Linked DNA regions of Mus musculus: region 1 is linked to region 2. The links are chromatin loops, found by intact Hi-C in ENCODE. Cell type or tissue: heart. All regions are shown on one strand. Region 1 overlaps Gm35818 (a long non-coding RNA gene). Region 2 has its middle 14 kb from the start of Gm40424.

Region 1 (5,000 bases), 51 kb after region 2:
TGATGGGAAGAACTCTACCAAACTTAGTGTAGCAGCTGTGTGTGGGTGTGTTAAACCTCTTCATTTTTATCTTAACCATGCCCATGTATGCACACTTCTCCTAAGTATGAACATTTGCCAAGTCTTGACTACATTCAGTGGAGACATGTCAAAGGCAATGAGATCATGCTCATGTGTTGTATAGGAGTGTGCCGTTCCCCTTGCTTAGAATCTCTCTCTGCTATCAGCTTTGGAAAAGGGAGATTCCATGTATCCTATGGACACAGGAGTAGCATGTTCCCAATTCCTATGAGTGTGGGCAAATCTGTAGATGAAAACCCAACCCTGAAGAGAACGGAGCCCTGGTCAACATCTTGATTGCTATCTTGTGGGACCATGCACCAAACTTTTAAAAAATTGTGAGGAAGTCTGAGGAGGTGGCTCTGTGGGTAACATGCTTGCTGTGCAAATACAAGGACCTGAGTTCTGATAGCTGTCACCCACAGGGAAAAAAGCCTGGTGTCCTGGTTGCCCAGTGCTCAAGATGTGGATGGGAGCAGAGACTGATGGGTCCCTTAAACTCACTGGCTAGCTCATTTAGCTTAAATGGTAAGCTCCCAGTTCAATGAAAGACTGTCTCAGAAAATAAGGATTATTAGTGATCAAGCCAGTGTAGTCAGCCAATGGGTTCTCCTGGAGGGAGTGATGATTTTAAAAAAAGACAACACTGTAGCATGACCCCAGCTGGTTCTGAGGCTGAATCGGGTTTATTTTTTCCTAGTCAGCTTTTATACCATTTTAAGTACATACAAAAAATAAGGTCAGTTCTAGGTTAAGGAACAAACAAGGCAATAAACACAAATAGTCAAGGAACAAATAAGGTAATAAACAGTCTTGATTTTGAAAGACCCACAACGTGAGGACTCCCCCACGTTCTGACTCAGGAGAGGCGACACCCCAAAATCACCCACAAGAAACGGGTCTTGCTGCAAATTGCAAGAGGATTTTTTTATTCGAGAGCGCTCTCGGGCCCGTGGTCATATACCACGCAGGGGTAGAGGACCGTGGCGCCCCGAGTAGCTGGGTAAGGGGGTATTTAAAGGAAGAAACCACAACTTAAGGAAGTGGGGAGGGTGTTGTTGGAAGATACCAAAGATACCAGTTAAAAGTCACAAGGAAGTGTAAAGTTACAAGAGTCACAAGGAATACCTGGTAATTGTTAACTCTCAAGACAGCTTCTAAGAGCCCCCAACAATAGCACATTTGCATTGCAGTTTCTGGGTGACTTTCTTTGAATGAGCACTCTTTGAACCCAGGAAGCGGGTGGATGGAGGAATGTCGCTATTTCTTTTATGATTAGCATACCTTTACAAAGGCCACATTCCCAAGCCTGGGCCTAAAGGCCTAGAATTCAGTTTTTACGTTGTTATACTTTCAATTTCACTGTTTCTAGAGGCTTATCAGGATGACTAAGATATCTGAGCCTACTTCCCTGTCTTAGCCCAAAGTCAAATCCTGCCTGAAGCCTACTTCTTTGTTCAAGCCCAAAGTCAGATTCCTGCCAGAGCTTACTTCCATGTCCTCACCCAATGTTAAACTCCTGCCAAGTCTCTAGAAGTGGCCCCAAAAGCTCTCCACACATTATCCTCTGGCCTCTACCTCTGCACAAGTGCATGCATACTCCTCCATACACATATAGAGATGAAATACATGTAGACTCACAATATCCAACATGTATATACATATAAAATGATGAGATGATACATGTATGTTCATTTAAACTGCTAAATTTGTGTTAATTTATTACACAACAATACAAAGCTAGTATCATCTCCCAACCTATCTCCTGGCATCCCCCTGCCTCCATAGCCACACACATACAAACACACACCAAAAGTATGATTTAGTATTAATTTTACCACTGGGTAGGGAAAAAGAGGCAAGATGCGGATCTTGGAGTAGAGGATGGAGCCGAGGGTGCCTCTCCAGGATAAAGAGTTCATATCTGAACCCAGAATTCCTAGGGACTTTGTAACCAGTATAATTTTCTCATTATTGTGGCCAAGTACCTGGCAAGAAGCAACTTTAAGCAGAATAAACTTACTCGAGATCAAGGTTCAAGGAATATCTCCTGGGGAAGGCCGGCTTTCACTGTGGCGGTAGGAGGCTCCTTGCTTACATCCGGCCAGGCCAGGAAGTAGAGACAGTGGAGTGCCGAACTTACCTCCTTGCCTTCCTGCTTTTACTCAGACCAGAATTCGGGTCCGGGCTTGTGATGGTGCCCTTTCCACATCCAGGGTGAGTCTTCCTCCCTTAGTTAAACTTCTCTTGAAACACCCTCATGGATGCACTCAGAGGTATGTCTCCCCAACATTCTAGGTTTTAAAAATCCTACTCAATTACGTACCTGCATGTGTGCCTACCTGGGTTCAGGTGCCTGAGAAAACCAGGTGTCAGATCCCATTGTAGCTTGAGTTATACGCAGGTGTGAGCCACCAAAATGAGTGCTGGGAACTGAATCTGTAGTGCTGTAATCACTGAGCCATCTCTCTAGCCCCTCTCTTTCTTAAAACAGTCAAGACGGCAATGGAAATTAACTGCCATGGAGGGGTATCTGTGAGGGCTAAAGTTATGTTTTAAATTAAATTACTGTGCTTAAGATCTACAAAACAAAACAAAACAATACAAAACAAAATTGCCTCTAACCTGTAAGCCCTACTTACCCAAGGGACAGATAATTTACTAGAATGCTAGGGATGGTAGGATAAGCCAATTTTCACTCCAGTAAACAAGATTGGTTGTGCCAACTGCACACACAGGACGTGTTTGATCACACGTAGGTGGTAGGCACATAGGAAGAATGTCAGGATGTTTGCTTGCCCCTGATTGGATGAAAGCAGAAGTAGGTGGGCTTTGCCTTTATAAGTGCCTGTCTAATGTAATTCAGCAACATTCTCTGGGAATACCAGGTATGGGCCTGCCTACTGTTCATCTTCCTGGCAGTACTTAATAAAAAAATTAAAATCAAAATCAAAATCAAATCTGGCTTTAAAAAATTGTGGTAGCAGTTTTCTTTTCACCCAGGGAGTACACGATCAATGAAGGAACGACAAGCTTTAGATCTCTTAGTACTAACTCTCCTCCAAATGAAGGTGAGAAAGGCTGGCTTGTTTAGCCACAGAGACAAAGTAATCGCCAGTGCTCCCCCCAACCCCCCCCCCCCCCCTTGCCTCTTCCCAAACAAGGAACTGCTAGTCTGAAACTTTCTTCTGATATTCTCCACCAGTTTCAAAGTTTGTGAAGATAAGTGGAATGAATACATTATTGGCTCTTAGAAAGTCTGCTTCAGAGATAATCCAAACAAAAGGCCCCAGAGTTCCCATCTTCCAGTTGACTCCTTCAGGGAGCCGGCATTTGATAGGCAAATGAAGCTTCTGGGTGGGCAATATGCCTCAGGCACATAGGCAGCTGGTCTGGCCCGGGTAACTACTTTATTCAAATGATCTATTTTTGCCAGAGTTCCAGCTTTGTTCTGATAGACTCATTTTCAGTAAATACGAGAGAAGAAATATATTCTTGTTACACAACTGTGTCATTTTAACACCTCACTCATCACGGGGTCTCTTCTTTCGTTCTTTCTTGGCGCTCTAAGTTCTTAGATGGTTTCCACTGGGGAAAGTGGAGGGGAGTGTCTTTCCCAAGTCACAGAATGCTCACTGCTGCTGTGCTCAGTGCTGTTTTCCTGACTCCTGGCTATCTGTGTACCATTTTTTATCCACTTTCGATGTTGTTCATTTTTTCTATTGTTCCTCATCTTTTCCTTCCTTCACTCTGCTCAGGGTTATATCTGCTCAGCCAGCAGTTGGTCAGCAGCCACTCTGAGGGATGCAGTGAGCATCAAAAGGGGTTTAGAATTAGCCCCATCCCTCAGTGGCTAACAAGTACAGGGACCAACCGACAAAGCCTGGTTCATCCAGTTCCCTCTGAGATGTTGACAGCCTTTTGTGGTGGCTCCACCCTGGGCTCACAGAGGACACTCCTGGCCTCTGCCTCACCTCTCAGATTTCCCTTTTAACAAACAGCTGTCCATTCAGTTCAGACCCTGAACGCCAGAACCAGAGTCCCCCTTTTCCTCTTCCCCATGAGTCACCTGGTCTTGTCCATTCTGTGACCTTAGAGTTCTAATCACTGGGCTCAGGGACACCCATGTCCCTTCTGCTATGATTATTACAGTTGCCTCATGAGCAAGTTTCTATGGCTTTCCTTCATGTTCTTCGGTCTGTTTTCCAGAAGCCGCTGACATTGGTTTCAAGGGCCGCCTTCTTGACCTTCTTAAATGTCCCTTGCTTCCCAGTAAGGGTTCCAATCTCCTTTCACACCGAGGTGTCCTCCACTTCAGGGGTGACAGTCTTACCAGGTACAGGCTCAACTAGGGAGGGTGTAGGACTCCATCTGCAGTGGGGAAAGACTGGGGAGACTTACCTCCATCTCAAGCTTGTTTGAAGAATACTCAAAACTCTGTCAAGTCCTCTGTGTTCTTTCTCCTGTGATCCTGTGTGGCTGGCTGAATTCCTGCGACTGACACTACAGACTCTCTGTGACCCTCCCTGGGCAGAGAGCTTAGTGGGGCTGTCCAGTGGAAAGTCCCGCCAGTTCTCCAAGTCACAGCTTTACTCAAAGGGCCTCTAGGGGTGCCCCAGGTCGCAGAGAGATTCCCTGAAGATCTTCCCCCTTCCTTTCTTCCATCTCTTTCTTCCCCTTGTGGTTTTTCTTTTCTCAGGTATATGTGTGTGTTCACATGAGTTGGTACCCTGCATGAGGGAGCCAGCTGTCTTCTATTGCTCACCCTGCTCCCACCTGCCCCTCTTTTTGAGACAGGTTCTCACAAAGATCTAGATGCATCTGCATCCTGAGTGCTGGGATTAGAGATGTGCCCCATCAGGCCTATGTGTTTGTGTGTATATATTTCATTCTATGTGTTTAGGTGCATATGCCATGAGAGCATATGCATTTGGGTACAG
Region 2 (5,000 bases):
TTTCACTTATATTCCTGGCAATGAAATGTTAAGAGCCTACCTCACTGTTACATCATCTGAATAGGGCAGAGTCCGCAGAAGGAGATTGAATTTTGGAGCAAAGATCCAATTTCATGGAAATAAAACGCCTCACTTAAGTACATTTTAAAACTCTTTAGCAGAGTAGTTAATGCCAATTAGATTGTGGGCTGTCTGAATCATGAATTATCAATTCAGACATGATTTTGGTTTTCTTCTATAAGTAACGCCGGTATTTCTTTCTTTCTTTTCTTTTCTTTTCTTTTTTTTTTTTTTTTTAAGAAACTAGGTCATCTGAATTCAGCCATTTGGTCTTGAAAATTTTCTGTGTGCTCAGAAAGCAGTGGTGGGAACGGCCATGCCTGGTCAGCGCTTTGTGTGAGACAGGAGTTGGCATGCCCAGTATATATAGGTTTGATCAAGGGCAAGGATTGTTCTCAGCAAAGCTATTTCGAATAATAATAAAAAAAATACAAAATTAGCTTGGCTTCTGCCCTAAATTCTTTGTGTGGTGTGGAAAGAACACTGGCCAGAGGGTTGGTTAGAGACTTATCAGACAGAGTGGAAACCAACAGCTAACCCAAGCTGAAGCCACACTTGAGGTCCACACTTGAACCCTGTGGAATAATAATACGTGCTGGTTTACACTGCCAGGCCAGTTAGTAACCTTGCCCTGTCCAAACATGATTTCTAATGTGGTGCTTCTCGCTGCATCCCTGCTGGGCCCTTTAAAAGTCACCCTTTCTTTACCACGGGTCACTGCTTCTACATTTGCAAGGCCAGAGACAGATTCAAAGAGTCACATCCGGAACCCTACAACAATGGGCGGGTTGGAGTCCTCAGAGGATACCTGTGTGCCTGGGGCCTGCGCTACGTGCACACACTGTTGTTCTTTGTAACCACAGTGAGGCAGCTCTTCCTCTTTCCAGGATGAGGAAACTACTCAGAACAGTTAGGTGGCTCTGCCAAGGTTACGGTGATGGAGTAGCATAACAGGACTGGACTCCAGACCTCCAGGTCCTTGTGGTCTCTGTTCCTTCCTGCAGAGTGGATGGCAAATAAAGATCACGAATAGAGTCGGGAGAGGCAAGCTTAAGCTGCTGCATATTTAAATTTTCTCTCCCCCTGTTGGGTTATTCACAAGTGTTCCAGGGCCAGCCTCCTAAAGGAGTGCTCCTTACTCAGTAACAGCTATGCGTGCAGAAGCCGCAGCTTTGTCCTTGAATGCTTTCTTGCTGCTTAAATAGGATTTTCTTTGCCTGCCTCATAAGACTGAGGAGGGACTTTGGGTTTCTATGCAACATTGGCCTCGAGGGCGTGAGATGTTTGGAGGTATATTCCCCGCCTTAAGGTAGAGTTGAACAGCACCGGTTGTTTGGAGCAGACAACACTGGAATGCAGTTTGGAGCCTTTAGCCAGTGTGCCTGATACCTCCCTGTGTTCCTGGGTCACATACACTTTCTAGGGATGAAAGGGAACACTCACTGCCTTTTCTTCTTGACACACTTAGATTCCTACCCCGTGACACACAGCCTTCAGCCTACTTAACAGTGTGAACAACTGTGTTGAAATAAGACTAAAAAAAAACTTTGATCTTTGGTGATTTCCCCACTTAAGACAAGTAACCTTTCTCCTGGAAGCCTTTCTCCTAACTCCTGGGAGTTAACTCTTACATTTCTGAGTGCCTTTATTTTCCCTTTCTTATTATTTTGGGGGACAGGGTATGCTTTTCCAAGTCAGGGTTTCTCTGTATAGCCTTGGCTGTCCTGGAGCTCACTCTGTAGACCAGGCTGGCCTCACAAAGATCCACTCGATTCTTCCGAGTGCTGGAATTAAAGGTGTATGCCACTCCAATTGACTCTTGGGAACATTTATAGAGGTCATTTTGTGATTCTTTTTAAAAAGACATCTCTGGTTTTAGGGAATACTGTTGTAGCTTATTGATAATGTTTTACCAACTTGAGAAAGATTGCTCTAGGAGTGGATAAATACTCAGCTGATTAAAACACTACACAATTCGGGATGTCTCATGTTTGTGAGTGATGTGTGTGTGTGTGTGTGTGTGTGTGTATGTGTGTACATGTGTGTGTGTGTGTGTGTGAGTGATGTGTGTGTATGTGTGTATATGTGTGTGTGTGTATATGTGTGTGTGTGTGTGTATGTGTGTATGTGTGTGTATGTGTGTATGTGAGTGATGTGTGTGTATGTGTGTGTGTAGATGTCAAAAGGTAACTTGGGATTAAGGTGTAGAAGAGCCTTTTGTCTATTGAGGACTTCTGAGGAAGAGGACTGAAGAGAGGAGGGGACTGGACATACTGTGTTGGTCTCTCACTGGTCTGGAGTAGCTGCCGGCAGCTCTAGGAAGCTTCTCTTGTTCCTCTTGACCTGACCCAAGCTGGGGGTGGCCCAGAAAGCAGTGGGAACTTGGGAAAGGATCTAAGGATTCACCAACTATCGATTTGGGAAATTTCATTGGGTGTGTGCCATAAAATGCTGGAAGGCGGACTTTCCCAAGAAACCTTTTCTGTAGACTTTTTTTTTTTTTTTTAAATAAATGGCTTGAAAAGGTAATATCCAATCAAACGGGAATGCCTCAATTCTGAAAAGGTGGGGAGGAAGGACAAACTGCTCCCCCGCCCCGTACTTGGCAGTGTCTTGCTTTGGGGAGTGCCCTGCCTCAGCAAATTCTCCGATTCTGGGCTCCGGAGCTGCGGAGCTGCGCTGTCTCTGCCAGCTCTCGTACAGCACGCACGCCCCGTGCATTGGCTTGGTCATTTCCTCCTATTTTTCTGCTTATTCATCCTGTGGCCTGTGTTCCCCTTGACAGACTTTCCCCCCACCCTCCTGTGGGGAGAGATAACATTCTCGGGAGGGACTTTAATCCATCTGATAAGTTCTATTTTTAGCCAAGCCTTTCCTCCTGGCTTCTAACTTTCAGAGGCTCACACACTTCCGAGCCTCCTTTGGCGTTCGTTCTTGCCGTCTTGCGTACTCTTGTGCCTGGGGTTTCCTAACAGACTGTAGTTGAGTGGGGAGCGGGGAAGGTGAATTGACTTCCAGGGCAGGGACACTTTCTCCTGGGTGTGGGGCGCTGTTTTTAGCAGGGCCATTCACTCTTACCTACCTCCTGCTTCCCCTCCAGGCTGTCCACGAATTTCCTTTTGTCAGTAAATTTATGTTATCTTGATAAAGGACACCCATTAAAAAAAAACAAGACAGCTGTGACTTTCGATGATTAGCACAAGGGTCTGGCAGCTAAGATGCCTGCCTGTAGCTACTAAGACTTCTACAGAATGACAACTTAATCTGCAGCCTTTGCATTAAGATTTAATCAAAGCAGCCAGTGTCCGTCCCTCCCCCGCCCCCCCCCCCCCCGTTCCCCATGTCCCCGTCCCCCCCCCCCCATATGAGGGGAGAAGTTTTGGGTTTGCTGTCACATGATCTCTGCCTGTTGCTTTCCCAGATAAGGATATGGGAATAAACTTACCTCAGTACTTTATATAAATGTGTTCTTTTTCTCCTTTTAATCCTTTGGCCCAGAATGGCCCCCCCTCAAATATATATATAAAACAGAAACTCTTCTGACAAGACTACAGAGCTTGAAAAGGAGAATGGGGTATCCCCCTGCCCCAGGAGTGCTCCTGGGAACATTGCTGCCAGGCAATTTAAACTTCAGGACCTCGACTTCATTTACTCTCAGTGGACCAGTTGTCTCTCGAGGCTCACTTAGCTCTGTCACCATCATGACTATTGTTGTGTTTTATAAGATGATGTAGTATAGTGCGGCTGGAGGGAGCACCTCAGTGGTCCCTGCCAAGGAGTCTTGGGATCAAGTCACATGACAGGCCTAGAACAAAAGAAGTTTATTGGGGGAAGGGAGCCAGGGAACGGAGCAGCAGGGTGCCTGGGATGGGGTTAGAGGCAGAGGAAGGCAGGTGGGACAGAAAGGGAAAGGAGAGGGGAAGAGAAGGAGAGGCCAGCCTGGAACATGTAGGGGAGGGGGGTGGAGACACAGAGAGGTAAGATAGAGGGATGGAGGAGAGAGAGAGAGAGAGAGAGAGAGAAGCCAAGTAGTCCTTATACTGCTGGCTCCTGGCTGAACCCAGGGTGGAGATGTAGATTGTTGCTAGGTAACTGTTGGGCAGAGCCTAGAGGAATTGCGGACACCTAGGACCACTATAATACTGCAAGTGGCATTGGTAAATGGGTTAGCTTTATAGGGTGGAACACACTTATCAAATGACTTACTACCAGTAAAATTTGTATAGCTTATGGTGTGGTGGCTTACAGGTTCAGAGGTTCAGTTCATTATCATCAAGGTGGGAACATGGTAGCATCCAGGCAGGCATGATGCAGGAGGAGCTGAGAGTTCTACATCTTCATCTAAAGGCTGCTAATACAAGATTTCTCTCTCTCTCTTTCTTTCTTTCTTTCTTTCTTTCTTTCTTTCTTTCTTTCTTTCTTTTCTCTTTCTTTCTTTCTTTCTTTCTTTCTATTAGATATTTTCTTTATTTACATTTCAAATGTTATCCCCTTTCCTGGTTTCCCCTCAAAAAAAAAAAAAAAAAAAACCCTATCCTATCCCCCTCCCACCTCCCCCACCCCTGCTTCCCCTGCTCACCAACCCACCCATTCCCACTTCCCTGTCCTGGCATTCCCCTTCAATGGGACATCGAGCCTTCTCAGGACCAAGGGCTTTTCCTCCCATTGATGTCCAACAAGGCCATCCTCTGCTACATATGCAGCTGGAGCCATGAGTCCCACCATGTGTGCTCTTTGGTTGGTGGTTTAGTCCCTGGGAGCTCTGGGGGTACTGATTGGTTCATATTGTTGTTCCTCCTATGGGGCTGCAAACCCCTTCAGCTCCTTTGGTCCTTTCTCTAGCTCCTCCATTGGGGGCCCTGTGCTCAGTCCAATGGTTGGCTGAGAGCATCCACCTCTGTATTTGTCAGGCACTGGCAGAGCCTCTCAAGAGACAGTTA

What was found. A loop is a pair of places that touch in the nucleus more often than their neighbours do. Peaks named below come from ENCODE experiments on the same cell type or tissue, not always from the same donor. Only the 100,000 strongest peaks of a DNase experiment are listed, where the experiment ranks them.
Region 1: it touches region 2 in a loop (2.1-fold over the local background); 3 of 42 quality-filtered maps call a loop at or near these places.

The regions. Positions count from the first base shown.
Region 1 is chr12:54,109,524-54,114,523 of GRCm38, reverse strand. The region is part of intron 2 of Gm35818 (a long non-coding RNA gene); the gene reads left to right. Among named protein-coding and RNA genes, the nearest start is that of Gm35818, 30 kb to the left of the region's middle. In heart, no CTCF peak of the experiment used is centred here; no DNase peak of the experiment used is centred here.
Region 2 is chr12:54,160,793-54,165,792 of GRCm38, reverse strand. No RefSeq gene overlaps it. Among named protein-coding and RNA genes, the nearest start is that of Gm40424, 14 kb to the left of the region's middle. In heart, no CTCF peak of the experiment used is centred here; a DNase peak (open chromatin) is centred at 2,852; H3K4me3 peaks cover 1,188 bases; H3K27ac peaks cover 3,463 bases; H3K27me3 peaks cover 534 bases.